Linked DNA regions of Homo sapiens: region 2 is linked to region 1. Evidence: read pairs that join two places in POLR2A ChIA-PET (ENCODE). Cell type or tissue: GM12878. All regions are shown on one strand. Each heading gives the region's core, and the rest is flanking DNA. Links, peaks and the distances in the headings are about the cores only.

Region 1 (8,959 bases), core at 1,408-6,407:
GTACTATACATAATACATGGAATTACGGAAACGTCTAATTGGTCATTGTTTATAGAGGAAGAGGCTGATCACTAACGTTTATTTTGTAGTTAATTAGTACTGTTCAGACTAATCAACTCCTTTATTCTAGAACCTGTTTTCATTAGAGATGCCATGGACAAAATAATGGAATTCATAAAAATAGACAATTCCAGAATCTCTACTACCTCCTCTGCAAGGGAAAGGTAGGAGTTAGAAAGAAAGGAAGTGGGGCTGACTGAGAAACTTTGTCCCTCATTTGAACTAAGGATCCATGCATTATGCAAAATACCAAAAATAGAGAAACTGATACAAAAGGCTTTTGGGACATCTTGGATCTGGGACCATCTCCAGCCTTATTCTTGTGCTTTCATGACACCAGAGTCTTTCGATGCATTTATATTCTCACAATTCAGTCCATATATTTTATCCCATATATAATATATAGTTATTAAAAGTTATACAGTTTAATGGAAAAGATTTTACATGTTAACTAATTGCCAATGAAAAAGGAAAATAACTTAAAATGTTCACTTTCTACTCAATGATTCTTTTTTCTTAAGCTTTTCAGAATACCACTAATGACAAACCAGAGATGGAGGTAGGAAGAATGGGATATATTAATGAAATGTTTTTATAGCAGGCAGCAAATTCAGGTGGAGATAAGCTTGACATATGTAGTCTTTTAGATGCAAACTGAGAAAGGAATGCCAGACAGCTGACTGCAGTCACTAAAATCTCCTATATGCCCACTTTTCTCATTACAACTCAAGATCAGCATCTCCTATTGAGGTGCAGCCAAGGTTGAAGTCCTCATTTTGGTCACTTTTGAAAGATAAAGAATTTGCTAAGGTAAAGGGCTTTGCCTGTATTAAATGGAAGCCATTATGAGAGAGGAAGAATGTGTTGGGACAGTTCTAGTTCAGTGTGACTATCAGCATGGCGACGAGAAAGAGTTTTATATCTGGTTGTAGGAAACAGGCTGCAGAGCTGTGGTCTGGCCTTCTGGCTTTCATCATCATTTCTTGAAATCTCAATGTGTATTTGGTTGTGTGGTACCCAGGTAAACAAAAGCAGCAGAGATACTCTATATAAAATTCTTCCAATTAAACACACATACAAACCTAATAGTGTTCAAATCATACAACAGAATTTCTTCACACTCATTTGTAATTGGAGAAAAGGAGTCAGTATTTTGGAGTGTTTTTAAGGGCAAGTTATATAATATAATCATCTTGCTAATCAAGTAAAAGTGTTCTTTCCCAGAAGATAAAACAAAACCAAGGCATTTAATTTTTTAAAAGTTTTTTCCCTTAAAGGGGCCCCCCTAATCAGGCAGGTACCTAAGTGTTTGATGCAAAGGTTGGTGGGAGAGTTAGTAGACAGATTTTAGTGAAAGTATGAAGACTTAAACCCCTACATCAGTTACACATGTGATTCTCCTGGGTGACTGGCTCACTCCTTTAAAGATGTAACTCTATCTCCTCTGCCCAAATCTGTATTGTTTTCCGTTGGTTTTCTCACTTCAGCTAGGAAATAAAGCAACTAGTTATTAACTGGAAAATATTTTAAGAAAATGGAGCAGGGGTTGGAGAAAAATAAATATTAATACATCATAGGAAAAAAATGAAACAAGATACATACTATTAAATATCCCCACATCCATACAAAGGTTGCTTTTCTACTTTACTCAGGACATTTCAGAAAGCCAATGAAGAAGTACTAATTTAACAGCTGGGAGAGGGGCAGAAGACACTGGTTGAATGGCATTCCTATTAGTGTTCCTGATAGGCACTCATAAATAAACAGAACATTAAGTAACAGAATTTCTTTGCATTAAATTATATGTAACTAAATAAAACCAAATTTTGACATGGTTCAGGATGTGGGAAGCTAGCAAACATATGCACTGCAAAATCCAGCTTGGTTTCTTTCAGATTTAAAGACGTGTTTAGATTCTCAAGATACAAAAGCTGATGAACTGAATTATGAAGTTGAATTTCATTCATTTAATTTTTTCCACAGAATTTAATGAAAATAGAAATGATCAATTCTTAGATACTGCAAATATTAGATTTTCAGAGGAATGTTTTGTACAGAGTGCATCCTAGCAAAGGATGAAAAACACTAGAATGTTTTGAAACTTTCCTGGATATTTGGCTGGTTAATCTCTTCTAAGTGAAATTCAAGAGAAGAGATGCAATTCTCAAATATATCTCAAAATAACTAAAATTAAAACTAGGAGTTACTTCATGCTGGGATGCATGAGTTTTCCAACAATAGACAGTGAAGGACATATTGTTTGGAATATTGCTATTATAACATATTGTATGAACAATCATATCACATACCAAATTCTGAATTTTCTTTGTTTCTAGTCTTTACTATTGCTACTGACTCAAAGGCATTGCAGTGAAGGAGAGTTTAGGCTTATGGTACCAACAGGCATACCCAAGTATGATATGGGGCTGGAGAATAAAAAAAAAAAAAATATGTATTGCCCTCGTAATCTTTTGAAAGAGCTAAAAGAAAACTCAAAAGATGGACTTATCAAACTTGAGAGGTATGTACCTGGTGATTTTTCGAGACGGAATTTTGCTCTTGTCGCCCAGGCTGGATGGAATGTAATGCCGTAATCTTGGCCCACTGCAACCTCTGCCTCCTGGGTTCAAGTGATTCTCCTGCCTCAACCTCCCGAGTAGCTGGGATTACAGGCACCCGCCACCAAGCCCGGCTAATTTTTGTATTTTGCAGTAGAGATAGGGTTTCACCATGTTGGCCAGGCTGGTCTCAAACTCCTGACCTTAGGTGATCCACCCACCTCAGCCTCCCAAAGTGCTGGGATTACAGATGTGAGCCACCATGCCTGGCCAGGGGGGATTTTTCTCTTCTCCTCTTTAAAAGGAAAGGGACTATGAAGTTGAACAAGGTCTTTAGATAAGGGATTGACCTAGAGCCATTATGTTTCTCCCTCACCTACTATTATTTAAAGAAAATTACACACTTTAGGCATTCTGTGGAATGTACTTATTTTTGTAAATTGAAACAAGCTCTGTACAGAACTATGAAATTCACAACACAAAAGAGCATCTTTAATTTAGCTGGCCATTTGATAAGGCAACTGCACAAGGCTTCTTGGAATCAAAGCGTAAAGTACCAGTAAAGCTAACAGCCTATACTAAATGATTTACAAAAACAAGCGCCAAGATAACATTTTCTAGCTATTACATTTTACAAAAAAAAAAAAAAAAAAATTAGCTTATCTAGACCACCATGTAGAGAATGTTAAAGCCAACACAGACACTTGGAATGCTGGGTTATGTTCCTTTTTGTTAAGAAAATAAATTTTGTAATGAAAGATGTCAGAACAACAATGAAAGATTTATGTAAGAAAAGTATTATCTGATGAGTATAACATAACAATCACATCAGTTTTATGGGCTGTAGAGAATATAAACACAGATAAAGGGGATTTCACTTTTTAGAACATAAAAGATCATTTTAGAGGAAAAGATCCACTGTGAGCAACTTGGTGCATCCTCCTGGGATGTAGATGGCTCTTATTTGATTCTTCTAAGGGTGTGTTACTTTTAATTGCAAAATATGGCACAGATGAGAATCATTCTGGCACTACAGAGTTTAAGATTCTTTGCAAATAATATGTTCAACAATGAGGCCAATGATTAATATCAACAAATGTTATTGTACATATCTAATAGTAGTTTGGTTGGTTTGAAAGGATCAGAGGCCTCCAAAATAGTTTATAAAATAAAAATAGTTTTGCTCTTATCAAATAATTTCCTGCAAGGACTATTTTTATAGGCATGTTAAATATAATTGAAAAAATATTTCCACTAATTTTTAAACAATAGCTTTACCTTTCCATGAGATAAGTATTTCTGTAAAGGTTTTATATTCAATCAAAAATGTTACAAATGCATTTGTATCTCTTTATGGGTACGAAGGACACATTTTCAGGGAACTACAGAAATCAGAAAAAGTTGCCCAGCATTAAACTAAGATGATGTGAGCCTGACCTCTATTTCCCATTTCAATACTATGTCCTTTAACAAAGTTACAGTATTGTTAGTGTTTCCTTAGCAAGTATATATCAACGTTAAATGAAATACTCTGTCCCTGGTTCTATATTCCACTCTATTCAGCACAATGGCTGAACCTGGGGCTTTTTAGGCGTCTCTGGTAAAGGCTCCCTAAGTCTGTAAGGTGCAATATCCACCTTTAACTTTATAATTGCCAGAAGTCACATCTGTGTCCATACTTTGGTGTACTTAGGAACTCACAAGTCCTATGTGGCATTCTTAAAAGGATCTGTTAGAATACCACAGCCCAAATGATCCTGACCTACACTTATTAAAATTTCAGTTCCTTTTACCTAGCGTATAATCTGAACAGCCCGTCTATTCCTGGCACTTCATTTCCAGATGTACCGAACAGAAAATGAAAGTAAACCAATGATCGCTGATTGGTTCTTTCCTTTGGACAGGATTAACACTTCCCTGGGAATCAGGCTCAGGAGGAAACCTGAGAGTGGTCATGCCTGGCCCCACAGTGTGCTTTATCTGAATAAATCCTGAAAACTTAAGATGTTTAGGTTTCAATTTTTTTTTTCCTGTGACAAAGATCTTCTTATCACTTCAACCTTGGAATAACAGATGTCTCCATTTTTATGTAAGATAAAAATAATTATGAATAATTCTAAATAAAAAAGCATTTAGTTCTGAATTACTTATTTCCAACTAAACATCAGGCAAACAAAATAATGTGTAATACTATGATGGATCTGAACATGGCCTTCCAGAAGCTGGAAAATAGGTATTCAACATAGAACAGGTCAGTTTAAATAGCATCCCTTTGAAAAGTGTCATACAAGAAAGAGTGAGAGCTACTGAAAAATTCTGGCTTGTTTTCTGGCCTCCTTGACTTTCCTTCAAAGGGACACCAGGAAGAATCCTCCCAGATTTCCATTGGTTTGAACATTGTGCTCTTGTGCTTGGGTAAGGCTGGAACTATGTGCTCTCCTTGGGTGGCTGGGTGACCGGTGCTGGCTGCAATGGCTGGGTGCCCGTGGCCGTTTTGATAGAGTTCAGGGTTTTGCTAAACCAAGAGTTTTTCGCAGCTTGGATTTCATTCATAAGGGCTCCTCTCTGATGTTCAAGTTCCTAATTAAAGCAAGAAAATCATCTGAGTTAAATAAATGTTTTCTCTTTGCCAATAAATAAATAAAAGTGTGCAGCTTTTTGGAGTCTCAAGGTATGTGCTGCCAATTTTCCTCCCACAAAACCCAGGAGAGATTGAATTGGCTTCTTAGTACAAGGATAAAGTTAAGAGCTAAAAGACTTATCAAAAATCTAGAATCTGTGCTTTCTTTAAACAGTGAAAGAAAAGCTCATTTTATTCTTTTTTTCCCTGCAAGTTAGGTCCAAATTTAGGTTTAGGTTGCAATCCGATATAACAGGTTTAAAAACCACAAATAAATGTAAACATATGGATGAATTTTTACTGATAGTAGAAGCATGAATGAATTCCAGTTCCAAAGAAATAGGCTTTGCCCTAAGAATGTCCAAGGTCAGAGCAGACACATGGTGGAAGCTGGCTGGTGTGGTGGAGGCTGGTGACATGGCAGCCATGGTGCTGGTAGGGATCACTGGGAAAATGAAATGAAGAAGAGTCCATCAGAAGCCAGGACTATTTCTAATTATATTATGCGCCAATATGGAGAAAGATAATGGGGAAAGAGGTTTGACAAAATGAGCTAAAGATAAAAAGAAGCTCTAAAGGAAAGAACGGGTGTCAGCCAATGTGTGACTCTCAGGGTAGACACAGCAGAGGGGGTTTGGTTTTTCATTTTCAGGATCAGCCACTGAAGTGACCACATTCTGTGAGAAAGGATGTAAGCAAAAAATCTCAGGGTAAAAAAAACAAGCATATGCTTAATTAAATTCCCATAAGATATAATTTTAATTATTAAAATTTCATTTAAAATTATATATTTGTTTATATCAGCGTTAAGAATACATGATATAAAATGTGATTATGCAGGACACATTAGCAGACAGAAAATGTATTCATCATACAATTCTGACCTAGATAGGTGTATTCTGAAGTACTAGAGTATCCTGGACCATTAATTGTTTATTCTTTCTTCTTGTTCTTTTATCAAATCACCAACCTGAATTTTACACTTGGCCTCCACCAACTGCAGTTTGGTTTGTGCCAGTTCCAGTTCCATCTCTCTCAGCTGCTTCTTAAGTGAGTCCTTCTCATCATCTGTTTCAATTCCCTGGTCCTCTCTGCCTGTGGCTGCTAGTTTCAAAGCACCCTCCTTGCTGAAAATGTCACTGCAGTGTTTGCATGCCATCATCTTACCCTAAAGTATCCAAAAGAGATAACCAACATCAAACTATTCCATAGGCTAAATCACCTTCTGAAACAATTTATGACTTTTTTAGATGCTGCTTATTGTCATAGATGCAGGCCCATTTCTGAAGGTTAATTATTTTTCTTGTGCTGCAATCAAAATCATTAGCCCGAACCCAACTATCCAAGACGGGTGCTCCTTTTTCCTGAAGTATCTCTAGAAATACCCTAGAAATAGAAGGTATTGTAGCATCTCTTTGAAATCTGTTCTAGAAATTTTATGCTATCATTATTCTTACTAGATGCCAAGCCCCACACCAAATGCTTTACTTGTAGTATTTCACTTAATCCTAGAGCAACTGTATAAGTAAGCACTATCATCATCCTCATTTCATAAAGAAACTCAGAGTTTAAAGAACTTGCCTGTAGTAGACTGAGGAAGGTCATCATGACTAACCTAAATCTACCCTTGCAACAAAGCACATGTCCTGTTGTTGAATTTTAAGCAAAGAGGACCCCTGTTGCTTAATAAAAGTAACTCCGGCCGGGCCTGGTGGCTCACGCCTGTAATCCCAGCACTTTGGGAGTCCAAGGCAGGCAGATCACAAGGTCAGGAGATTGAGACCAGCCTGGCTAACACGGTGAAACCTCGTCTCTACTAAAAATACAAAAAATTAGCCAGGCATGGTGGCACACGCCTATAGTCCCAGCTACTCGGGAGGCTGAGGCAGGAGAATCGCTTGAACCCGGGAGGCGGAGCTTGCAGTGAGCCGAGATCGCGCCACTGCACTCCAGCCTGGGCGAGAGAATGAGACTCCATCTCAAAAAATAAAAATAAAATAAAATAACTCTACCACATGCCCGCATTGCCAATCGGGCACACAGCACTAAACAACAGCAACTGTTTTCCAGACAATAGTACTGTTGTTTACTTATTTTCAAAAATAATTCAATAGAGATAAAAGATATTACATGCTATTTCTACTTTGATGCCCTACTGCTACAAGCTCAATGTGTCCATCACCGTGCCCATCCTCCTCTCTTCACACACACAAAAAGCAACTCTCCACCACACTTTTGTGCCACTGGGCATGTCTCCACCATTTGGGCCTGACGACTTTGGATCATCTTTTCATTAGCTCCTCTTTCATCCCATGTCCAGCTGACCATTAATTTCTTCCTCTTGGGCCAGGTGCAGTGGCTCATGCCTGTAATACCACAACTTTGGGAGGCTAAGGTGGGTGGATCACGAGGTCAAGAGAGCGAGACCATCCTGGCCAACATGGTGAAACCCCGTCTCTAGTAAAAATACAAAAATTAGCTGGGCATGGTGGCGGGCACCTATAGTCCCAGCTACTCAGGCGGCTGAGGCAGAAGAATGGCGTGAACCCGGGAGGCGGAGCTTGCAGTGTGCCGAGATCGCGCCACTGCACTCCAGCCTGGCGACAGAGCAAGACTCCGTCTCAAAAAAAAAAAAATTTCTTCCTCTGACATGTCTGAGCTCTTGCCATTCCAGGCCAAATCCCTAGGGGTCACCTTCTCAGTACTCACTGGCTTCCTTCTCATCCCATCCATAAACCACTCTTCGTATTCCTTTTCATTAATATTAATTAGACATGTAAAAACAAAACTTGTCACTCTCTTAAGAACCTCTGAGAATAATTAGCCCAGTATAGGCATATTGTAAATATTTGTTGTGTATTTACTGTTGACTAAAAATGTTAAAGAAATAGTTTTGATCTGAGTCTTAAATGATTAAAAGTTTACCAAGCTGGCTAAGTAATTTTATTAGGTTGAACCACCTGAAGAAATAGATTGATCACTTAAGAGGGAGGATGACATTTCAGCAAAGAGAACACCACCATGTGCAAAGACATAGCACCTTCAGATAACTTCAAAGAATTTAAAATGGCTTAAGCAGAAAGCGATTCAACAATGAGCGAGATGAGAGATCCCTGTGGCCAGGTCATAAAGGTCCTTAAATACCATGTTGCTGAATTCTGATTTTATCCTACAGAAAATGTATTCATTTACTCTACCGAGCCTCGTGCTACATGTCAAAGATAGAGCAATAAGTTTGACAGAGCTGCAGTCTGGCAGACCTGCTAAAATGTGGTGGATACTGCTGATTCTCACCCAATATCCATTTCTCCTTCTTCCTTACTAACAGACCCTGAGTTTATTTCAGCTGGCAGTGTGTCTAGATAAAAGGTGACACTCCCTAAATTCCCTCAAAGCTGCTATGTAAGCAGAAGTTTAGAGGGGAGCTTCTAAAAAGGCTGCTTAGAAAGAGCTCACCCAGGAGAATGAGGCCTTTATATCCTGCATCTCCTTTTGGACTAAAATTCTGCCATAGAGTATGGGTGTGATGGTGGGAGCTCTAGTTGAAAGGATTGGTTTTGTGCTGGGCACGGCGGCTCATGCCCGTTAATCCCAGCACTTTGGGAGGCCGAGGTGGGTAGAACATGAGGTCAGGAGTTCGAGACCAGCCTGGCCAACATGGTGAAACCATGTATTTTGTATTTTTCTACTAAAAATACAAAAATTAGCCGGGTGTGGAGGC
Region 2 (8,959 bases), core at 1,402-6,401, 160 kb before region 1:
TCTATCCAGAAACCCATTCCACGGGCCCATATTCAGCTACCAGATTGGAAGTTGTGAGCACTGGTCACGTTAAAATGAGGTTAGGCATGGAAGTTTCAAGTTGGAATGTTTTCCTCAGTCAGACAGAGGCCCTTTGAAAATGAGTTTCTCTCAACTTCCTTCCTGGTCCCCAGTAGAACCTTTGAAGGGTCAGCTGAGGTTTTCTTCACCCGCTCCTTTGTGCACCATGGGTCCTACAGGCAAAATAATGTAAGAAATAGCTCCTGTTTCCCAAAAGTCCTCCTCTTGCCCAGTGGTGGAGAAACCCTGGGGTCAATGAACACAGGGGTGTGTGTTTTGTAATTTGCTACCATCACAGGCTCCTCCAGAGCAAAAAGACCACCGGCGGCTCCCCCACACCACAGCTACTCAGAGTGGACACCACTCCAGCAGCAGCCCTCGGCCCAGACCTACTTAACTAGAGCGTCTGGGGAAGGGACCCCGTGATCTCTGTGTTAACAAGCATGTTCAAAGTTGAGAAGCATTGCCAACAATCACCATCCTTGGCTCGAAGTCAATTTCTGGGATTTAATCCATTTTGCAAAGGAGGCACTTTTCTAAAAACCCTGGATCACTGTGATGAGCCCAAAGCTTCATAATTACGAAGCTGAGTACCCCACATGCAAACGGGGTCACGGAGCAGCAGAAGGGAATTCCAGCCAGGTGCGGCGGCTAGCACCCGTAGTCCCATCTACTTCCCGAGTCAAGGCTGGAGGATCATTTGAAGCCAGGAGTTCAAGACCAGCCTGAGCAATATAGCAAGAGCCTGCTATATATCTATAGATATAGACATAGATATAGATATAGATGATATACATATAGATACAGATATAGATATAGATGATATAGATATAGATAAAGATATAGATATAGATGTATAGTTGGGCATGGTGGCACTCGCCTGCAGTCCCAGCTACTCAGGAGGCTGAGACGGGAGGATTGCTGAGTCCAGGAATTCAAGGCTACAATGAGCTGTGGTCACACATTGCACTCGCCTTTTTTTATTCCCTATATTCTTCCTCACAACACCAGAAATTAAAAGGGAGAGATTTACACTGTTTTCCTCACACAGCCTGGGTGACAATAAGACTCCATTTCTATTAAATAAAACAATTAAAAAACTACAAAAATGTTTTTAAAAGAAGAGAATTTGAGGAGAAGACTTGGAACTGGGAAGTTGTGCAGACAGACCTTTAAGACAGATGAGACCAGCCTGGGTAAGATAGCAAGACTCCATCTCTACAAAAAAGTAAAAAATTAGCTGGGCACAGTAGCATGTGCCTGTAGTCCCAGCTACTCAGGAGGCTGAGGCGGAAGGATTGCTGGAGCCCAGGAGTTCAAGGCTGGAGTTCAAGTCTGCAGTGAGCCTTGATCATGTGAATATACAGCAGCCTGCAAGACAGAGAGAGACCCCATTCAAAAAAAAAAAAAAAGGCAGACAAAGAAATTAGCTCAGGCTCAGGCCCTGATAAAGTTAGATCAAGACTAGGAGAAATTTGGTCAATTTCTGTAAACATCTCCTCCTCAGAGAGGCTTCATAGTCCAACACCATGCAACACCTTCATCTTCTCATCCTACCTTTTCTTCCACGGCATTTCCCACTTCTTGTAACCACACATTTATTTGTTGCTTAATGTCAGCCTCCACCATGAGAATATTAGCACAAGGACAGGAATATGATGTTATGTCCTTGATTAACACCAATGCTTAGAATGGAACTTGGCACATAATAGGGCTTCATCTCTATTCGTTGAATGAGTGAATGTAAACGAATGAATGAATGACAGCACACAAGCTCCATCAATACAAGGATAGTGTCTATCTTGCTCACCTTTGTTTCCCCAGTGCCCAGCACACTGCTTGATACAAAGCAAACAACAAACTCTTGTTGAATCAATTAATAACATGCAAGCACATTTTTTCATCGTCAGCATCAACACTAAAACTGTATTTCACTGAGACCACTCATTATCAGAGCGAGCAGTTACCATGGCATTGCTCAATGTGTGTGTCTGGGGAAGGAAGGCACCAGAGGGGGATGCTGAAGACTTTAAAGGTTGACAGAAACGGTTTCAGGGGTATGGTTTGACATTCACCCAGAGGTTAAAACCTGGAGACATCTAGGCAATAGACTACACCCTCGTCCTGGAGGGGTACGGCAGCTTTTGGAGCATTCGCCTTACTTCCCATTCACTCACTTCTGCATTCTAAATACCATTATTTCCCATCATGCAAATCAGAGTCCACAGCCAACCAAATTCCATTACAATGCACGAATTGTACCTTCACTTGCATGTAGGTTAAATTTAGAATTCAAGTGCACTTACGTGGAGGAAAATAACACATGGCAATTTTTTTTTAAATCAAGTGGTTTATTATTTTTTTTCTTCAATAGGAATTTAAGTTACTTCATTGGTCACTGATTTTGCTACAGAAAACCCTCCAAAGTGATAGAAAATAAGCAAAAAGGATCTGATCTTGCTAACTGTCCGATCAAACAGTAAGACTCACGGTGCTGAGCACTCCCACAAAACCCAGGGCTCCAATAGTGCAGGGCGGGGAAAAGAGGGAGTCTGAGGCCTGGTGGGCATGAATGGGAGTTGCAGAAGAGTCTTTGGGAGGAACCAATTATCAAGACAGTCAAATTATTCAAAGTTGAAATGAGTGAGAATTTATTCACAACATATGCAGCTCTATGGACGCAATTATGCAAATGACTGAAAAGAGGGCACTTAAAAATAGCAGTAAGGCGGCAGCTTTGGTCTCCAGCATGCTGGATACAAGTCAGAACTTAGCTAAACATGAGTCCATCTTAGCCCCTTTTATCCCCTTTATTCTTCCTCATAACACCAGAAATTAAAAGGGGGAGGTTCACACTGTTTTCCTAAAAACCCAATGGGAAAGGAGGTGACAAACGTCCGGTTGTCTCAGCCCTAACCCCTGGGTCATCAGAACTCCTCCTCTGTGCTTCTTTCCAGAGAAAAGATTTGCATTAGCAGAACTTTAAATACATAGATGTAAATTTCCAGAGATTTCCAACTGGTGAAGTGCTGGGTGATTCCTTCTCTTGCCCTAATCCAGTATATATGTTGCTGAAGATAAGCTGAGAAACCTTGCCGTTCCAGTACTGTCTTTCCTACACATACTGTGCAACTACTATTTTGATTTTCAAGACCCTCATAAAGACGGGCAAAAATGCAGGTGAGAGGGAAGGAACCTCCATGGCTTGAAGCTTGGTGACATGATTTGTTCTGCGGGCTATCTGAGCACTCCCAGACCGCAGTGACCACTACCCACCCCGCCCCAAGCTGCCACAGCTGGTGGTGTCTCCTGCGAGGACTGCTCACACGGGCCATCAGAACGTTCGCAGCCTTCCTCTCAGCGTCCGCTTCTTTCTGCCCAGGACAGGCTCCCTGCTGTAGCCATGAGGGCGGATTTTCAACTCCACGTAAGGAATGGAGAATTCATGTCCTTTCCAAGGCTCCCAGTTCACCCCCTACCAAAAAAAAAAAAAAAGCCACATCAAGAAGAGGCTCTTAGGAGGAGGGCAGGGTGGGTTATGGTACAAAGGAATTAATTAATTAATTAATTACCAGTGAAACCACTCCCTCTCTGCTCAGGAGAGAGAAAGAGACGGGGTGATGAGAAGGGAGGGGAGGGCAGGATCCGGACACACGCGCCCTCTGCTGGGCAGCTGGGGTTAGACGGGCTGAGAGGACTTGGACGATTTGGAAGCTGGCGGTCTCTATGGTGGGAGCAAGGGGGTGTGAGCCCGGGAGCTGGGTGAGGCCAGAGCAGCCACAGAGACAACACAGGGGTCAACCGGGCCGGCAATGGGCAAATTATCTTTCCTTCACTCTTTTCCTTTCCAAAAAATTAAAGGCAAAAATAAACATATTAATTGGCCAGTTGTGTAAAATCATTTTCAATTTAGACTGTTTAGATATTAGCTCTGGGGTAACAAATAGCCTGCTGAAAACTAAATTTCATTTTATTTCTTTTGACTGGTGAGCGCAATAATATTTAATTCACTTAATAACCCTGCAACCTGGCCAATAAAAAGCCCAAGTGACCAATTTTATGTATTTTAATTTGTGAGGTAAATAATAAACAAGAAGCTAAATGCCTTGCAGACTGTGAAAAGCGCATTAAACAGATGAATGTCTTTTATTAGCAAATATGGGATGGTTCAGGGCATCCTGGCTGCTCGTTTCCAATATTTGATCTCCTATCCCTGGCTTCCCTGAGTCAGCCCACACGCTGCCACCATGATTCATGGGCCCACCCTCCCCAGCTTCCCTGGGGGCAAATTTCTTCTTCCCTTTGAAAAATCACATAAAGATTGGGAGTCCCGAAGACTGGTCAGGGCCAAAGTAATCAAAATGTACCTGGACTTCGGATGTGCTAATATTTACAGTAATATTGGTACAAGGTGAGTTCTGAAGAGGTGGCTTCCTGGAGGCTTAGGATCAGGGCTGCAGATGGGAAATTAGAAACCTAGGATGGGGACTCAGCGTTTGTGGAGGGGAGAGGATTAATGACGAGCAGAGACAAAGATGCAATTTTCAAGAAACTGTGAGGGAGCAGGTGGGAAGTGCCCCGCAGCTGTCAAAGAGTCAGGATGATGCACTGGGGCAGAGGAGGCTTGAGAAATAGCGGGTGGGACAGTTTCAGGGCAATGTGGGAAGAGGAGCCCTCCTGGACCCCTGGGCCCTGGGCGCACACTCCCAATGTGGAGAGACTGGTCTAGCTCAATGTTCTGGGAAGGTTTTGGGTGAAGTGGATCCAAGAGTAGGTCTGACCTAAGGCACAAAAGACTGTTTTCCTGGTGATCAAAGGACTTGAGACAGCTTTTTTTTTTTTTTTTTTTTTTTGAGACAGGGTCTTGCTCTGCCACCCAGGCTGGAGTGCAGTGGCTTGATCATGGCTCACTGCAGTCTCAACCTCCCAGGCTCAAGTGATCTTCCTGCCTCAGCTTCCCTAGAGGCAGGGACTACAAGTGCACGCCATAATGCCCAGCTAATTTTTGTATCTTTTGTAGAGACAGGGTTTCACGATGTTACCCAGGCTGGTCTCAAATTCCTGGGCACGAGCAATCAGCTCACCTCAGCCTCCCAGAGTGCTGGGATTACAGGCATGAACCACCATGCTCAGCCTAAAGAAATAGCTCTTGTTCAACTAGGAGAACAACTAGAAAGTAGGCAGTGTTTGTTATAAACTGAATGTTTGTGTCTCTTCAAAATTCATGTAGTAAAGCCCTAACCACCCCCCACCAACATGATGGTATGTAGAGGGGGCCTCTGGAAGGTAATTAGGTTTACATGAGACCATGAGGTGGAGCCCTCATGATGGGACATATGCCCCTATATGAAGAAGAGATCAGAGCTCCTTTCTGTCCGCCATGTGAGGACGCACAGCCACAAGCCAGCAAGGTCCACCACCAAGAACCAAATCTGCCAGCAGTCTGATCTTGGACTTCCCAGCCTCCAGAACTGTGAGAAATAAATGTCTGTTGTTTGAGCCACCTGGTCTGTGTTATTTTGTTACAGCAGCTAGAGCTGACAGTGTGTGAACTAGTAAAATGAGACAGCGTGCAGAGCACATCATCTGTCATTACATGGCAGTGGGCAGCCCAAGCTTTTCCCGCACCTTCCCCTAGGCAAGTGTGCAGCTCTGGGAATGCAAAACAAGCAGGGCCATGGCCATCAGGAAGGGAGGCCACGACCTCAAGGCCATGGAGCCTGGAGGAGAAGCTCTACTGCTTTGACTGGAAGCTTCAGAAGGAGAGGGGCTGCCAGACTGGCCTGGAGGGTGTCCATTTGGAAGCTGAATATGGACATACCCTGGGACAGAAAAGACATTCACCTGTCACCTACCTCACTGTGCTTGGTCTCCCCATATCTGCCATTAGGGTTGGCCAAGTGGCAGTTCTTATACCACCAGCCACCATGATGTGTCAGGGCACAGTTGCTGAGTGCGATATCATTGTCTCTGTCAAAAGTTGTAAACTTCCATCCATTGTGGTAAGTAAGAGCATCCCCTGCAGGAGAGAAGAGACGGAGGCGAGAGCCCAGGGTTAGCCACCGAGGAGATGATCAAAAGAGGACCCAGCAGGAAGATCTCTAGGCATGAAAATGCCAAAGATGCAGCCAGTCATGTCACAGGTAGTCACCGCTCTCTCAAAACAGCCCAAATGGGAACATGACACATGGGAACAAGCTGTCTTTCCTGGCCTGTACCCCAACTTCAGGCCTGTTTCTCCAACAGTTCTCATAGCATTTTCACTTGGAAGCTCCACAGTCAGATCAAATATCCAAACATAACAACTCTCCCCAAGTCCCTGACCACACCACACACAAGAGCACCACTCTCCACTCTACCCACTCTGCCTTGGGTCCACCCTTCTCCACACCACCCAGACCTGGAACCTGGAGCCATGTTTGGAAATCCCTTCATACCTCTTCTCAAGCCCTCCCTCTGCAGGTCACTCACATACACCCCTATGTCTCTGCTCCCATGACAGCCACCCTCGGCCTTCTCTCATCCTGGGTCTGTGTTAACAAAACAGCCTTCTCTCTGGCTTCTTGCCTGCCAGCCCCTCTGGAGTTTAGACGTCCATTTTCATCATCTCAGGCCTAACAGTCTACTTCATACCACGTGGAGGTGAATTCCTCTTCCATGCCTTGCAGGCCTGTAGGTTGGTTGTGCCCTATGCACAGTCTTGCATCCCACCATCTCCACCACACACCCTCCACTGTGGACCAGCCCACCTTCCAGGAGATTTCTCTCTGCCCTCATCTGTCCAAATCCCAACCATCCCTTCAAAGCCTAGCTCAAGGCCACTTCTAAAGAAGATTCTCTTTATTGGTCTTCCCATGCACCCTCCTAACACACACACACACACACACCTACACACAAACACTCCTGAACTTCCAGAGCCCTTCTGGAGACACATGTAAAATTCAGTCCTTCATTACATCCCATCTGGAAAACTGCTTTAATTATTTTGCTTATGTATCTCCTGTTTCCCTATCATATTTTTCATCCTTTTACAAGCTTTCTTTTTCTGCTCATAAAAGGCAATAAGGGCCCATATCAATCACAAGCTTCATCAAGCTCTGTTCCTGCAATAAAGATTCTTACATTTATATCTCAGCTCTAAGTTTAGCGATCTTCTTCGCATGTGCATTCTCATCTCACTCTCACAGCAACCCTGTGAAGTGAGCAGGGCAGCTCTTAGTCCCGTGGGGAAACAAATTCAAAAAGGTTAGACTCTAGGAACTTCTTAAGGTCCCACCGTCCACAAACAGCAGAGCTGGGACTCAAATCTCTGTCCTGAGATTCCAAGTCCAGGGTTCTTTCTGAGACACCAATCCACCTATGCCTTCCTTGTTTCAATGGGGGGCTTCTTGCACGCTAGCAAGAGAGAGCTATCTATCAATGGCTCTTCAAGTGGGGTTCCCAGACCAGCAGCATCCACATCCCCTGAGAACTTGTTAGAAATGCAAATGGGCCAGGCACGGTGGCTCACACCTGTAATCCCAGCACTTTGAGAGGCCGAGGCAGGCAGATCATGAGGTCAGGAGTTCAAGACCAGCCTGGCCAATATGGTGAAACGCCGTCTCTACTGAAAATACAAAAATTGGCCTGGCATGGTGGTGCACACCTGTAGTCCCAGCTACTCTGGAGGCTGAGGCAGAAGAATTGCTTGAATCCGGGAGGTGGAGGTTGCAGTGAGCCAAGATCGTGCCACTGCACTCCAGCCTGGGTGACAGAGTGAGTCTCCATCTCAAAAAAAAAAAGAAAAGAAAAAAGAAATGCAAATTATTTGGCCCCAGCCCAGACCTACAGAACCGGAAACTACAGGTTGGGCCCCGGCAACCTATGCCTTGACAAGCCCTTCCGATGATCTGACGCAGGCTACAGTGTGAGAACCTCTGGTCTACAACTTCACTTGTTTTTTAGGGAACATTTACTGAATACCTGCTGTGGAGCAGCACATGCTTGGCTCTGTGAACACAAAAATAAGAAGGTCCTTGCTCTCAAAAACGTTTTTGGAGTGGGTGGGGTGAATATGCAGAGTTGGTAGCATATGTTAAAAGGGAAGGTCCTAATTTGCCCCCTCCAAGTCTGCAATCTCACCAGCAGCTCGTTTATGCCTCACCCAGAAAAAGCAGGAGGATTCTGGGGCCACGGAGGCCACTTCCACGCAAACACAGCAGACAGGTCTGTCTCCAGTAGTTTTCTCCAATCCAAGAAAGGTATATTGTCATGCTAGTCATACACATTTCCGCCTCCCTCTAGACTTTGTACAGAAAGTTAACCACAGCTTGAAATAACGTGCAGTGTCTCCCTTAGTAACCTTCTTTAAATGAGCACAGCTTAGCTAATTTACATAGAAGGTTCCCAGGGCTGCTTTCTAAGAATCTGTGCAGAGGCTCTCTTAAAGACATGTTTGTGATGATCTAAACCTGGGCACTGGGATAAAGAAAGGTAAAGCAGGTTTTCACCCAAATGTGGGAGGTCTTTTTCTGCAGAAGGATTTTCTACCTTCTAGAAACTGAAGCCATCCTAATGTTCAGAGTGTAGAGAGTGAGAATGAGGACTGGAGGGGTTCATGGCAGGCCCATGAAAGGTCTGTGCCCAAACTCAGAGGGGATCAAGTTGGTCACCATCCATCTCATCAAAATGTCCCTCTGAGGCCCACTCTCCCCCTCTAGGATTCACCAGGTTGGGAAAGATGGCCCAGGCAGCTGAACCTTCAAAGATCAGGAGAAGCCATTAACATCGCATCCCCTGTCAGTCACACACAGACACAGTAGTGTGTGTCAGAACCTTGAATGTCTTTTATTTCAGGATTAGGAATGGATGATTACAAATGATTTGTGCCATTTCTAGCTCTCCCTTTCATCCAGGTACC

Evidence for each region. Peaks named below come from ENCODE experiments on the same cell type or tissue, not always from the same donor. Only the 100,000 strongest peaks of a DNase experiment are listed, where the experiment ranks them.
Region 2: POLR2A ChIA-PET joins it to region 1 with 9 read pairs; 3 of 35 experiments call an interaction of 5 or more read pairs at or near these places.

The regions. Positions count from the first base shown.
Region 1 is chr1:174,986,088-174,995,046 of GRCh38, reverse strand. RABGAP1L (RAB GTPase activating protein 1 like) reads right to left here. Exons shown (of 26, transcript NM_001366446.1): 25 at 6,209-6,406; 26 at 1-5,198. The coding sequence ends at 5,046. Among named protein-coding and RNA genes, the nearest start is that of CACYBP, 9.4 kb to the left of the region's middle. In GM12878, for the core only: no CTCF peak of the experiment used is centred there; no DNase peak of the experiment used is centred there; H3K4me3 peaks cover 1,695 bases; H3K27ac peaks cover 2,137 bases.
Region 2 is chr1:175,141,507-175,150,465 of GRCh38, reverse strand. It overlaps TNN (tenascin N), which reads right to left. Exons shown (of 19, transcript NM_022093.2): 18 at 5,916-6,079; 19 at 2,391-3,535. The coding sequence ends at 3,395. Among named protein-coding and RNA genes, the nearest start is that of KIAA0040, 47 kb to the left of the region's middle. In GM12878, for the core only: a CTCF peak has its summit at 3,731 (motif pointing left); no DNase peak of the experiment used is centred there.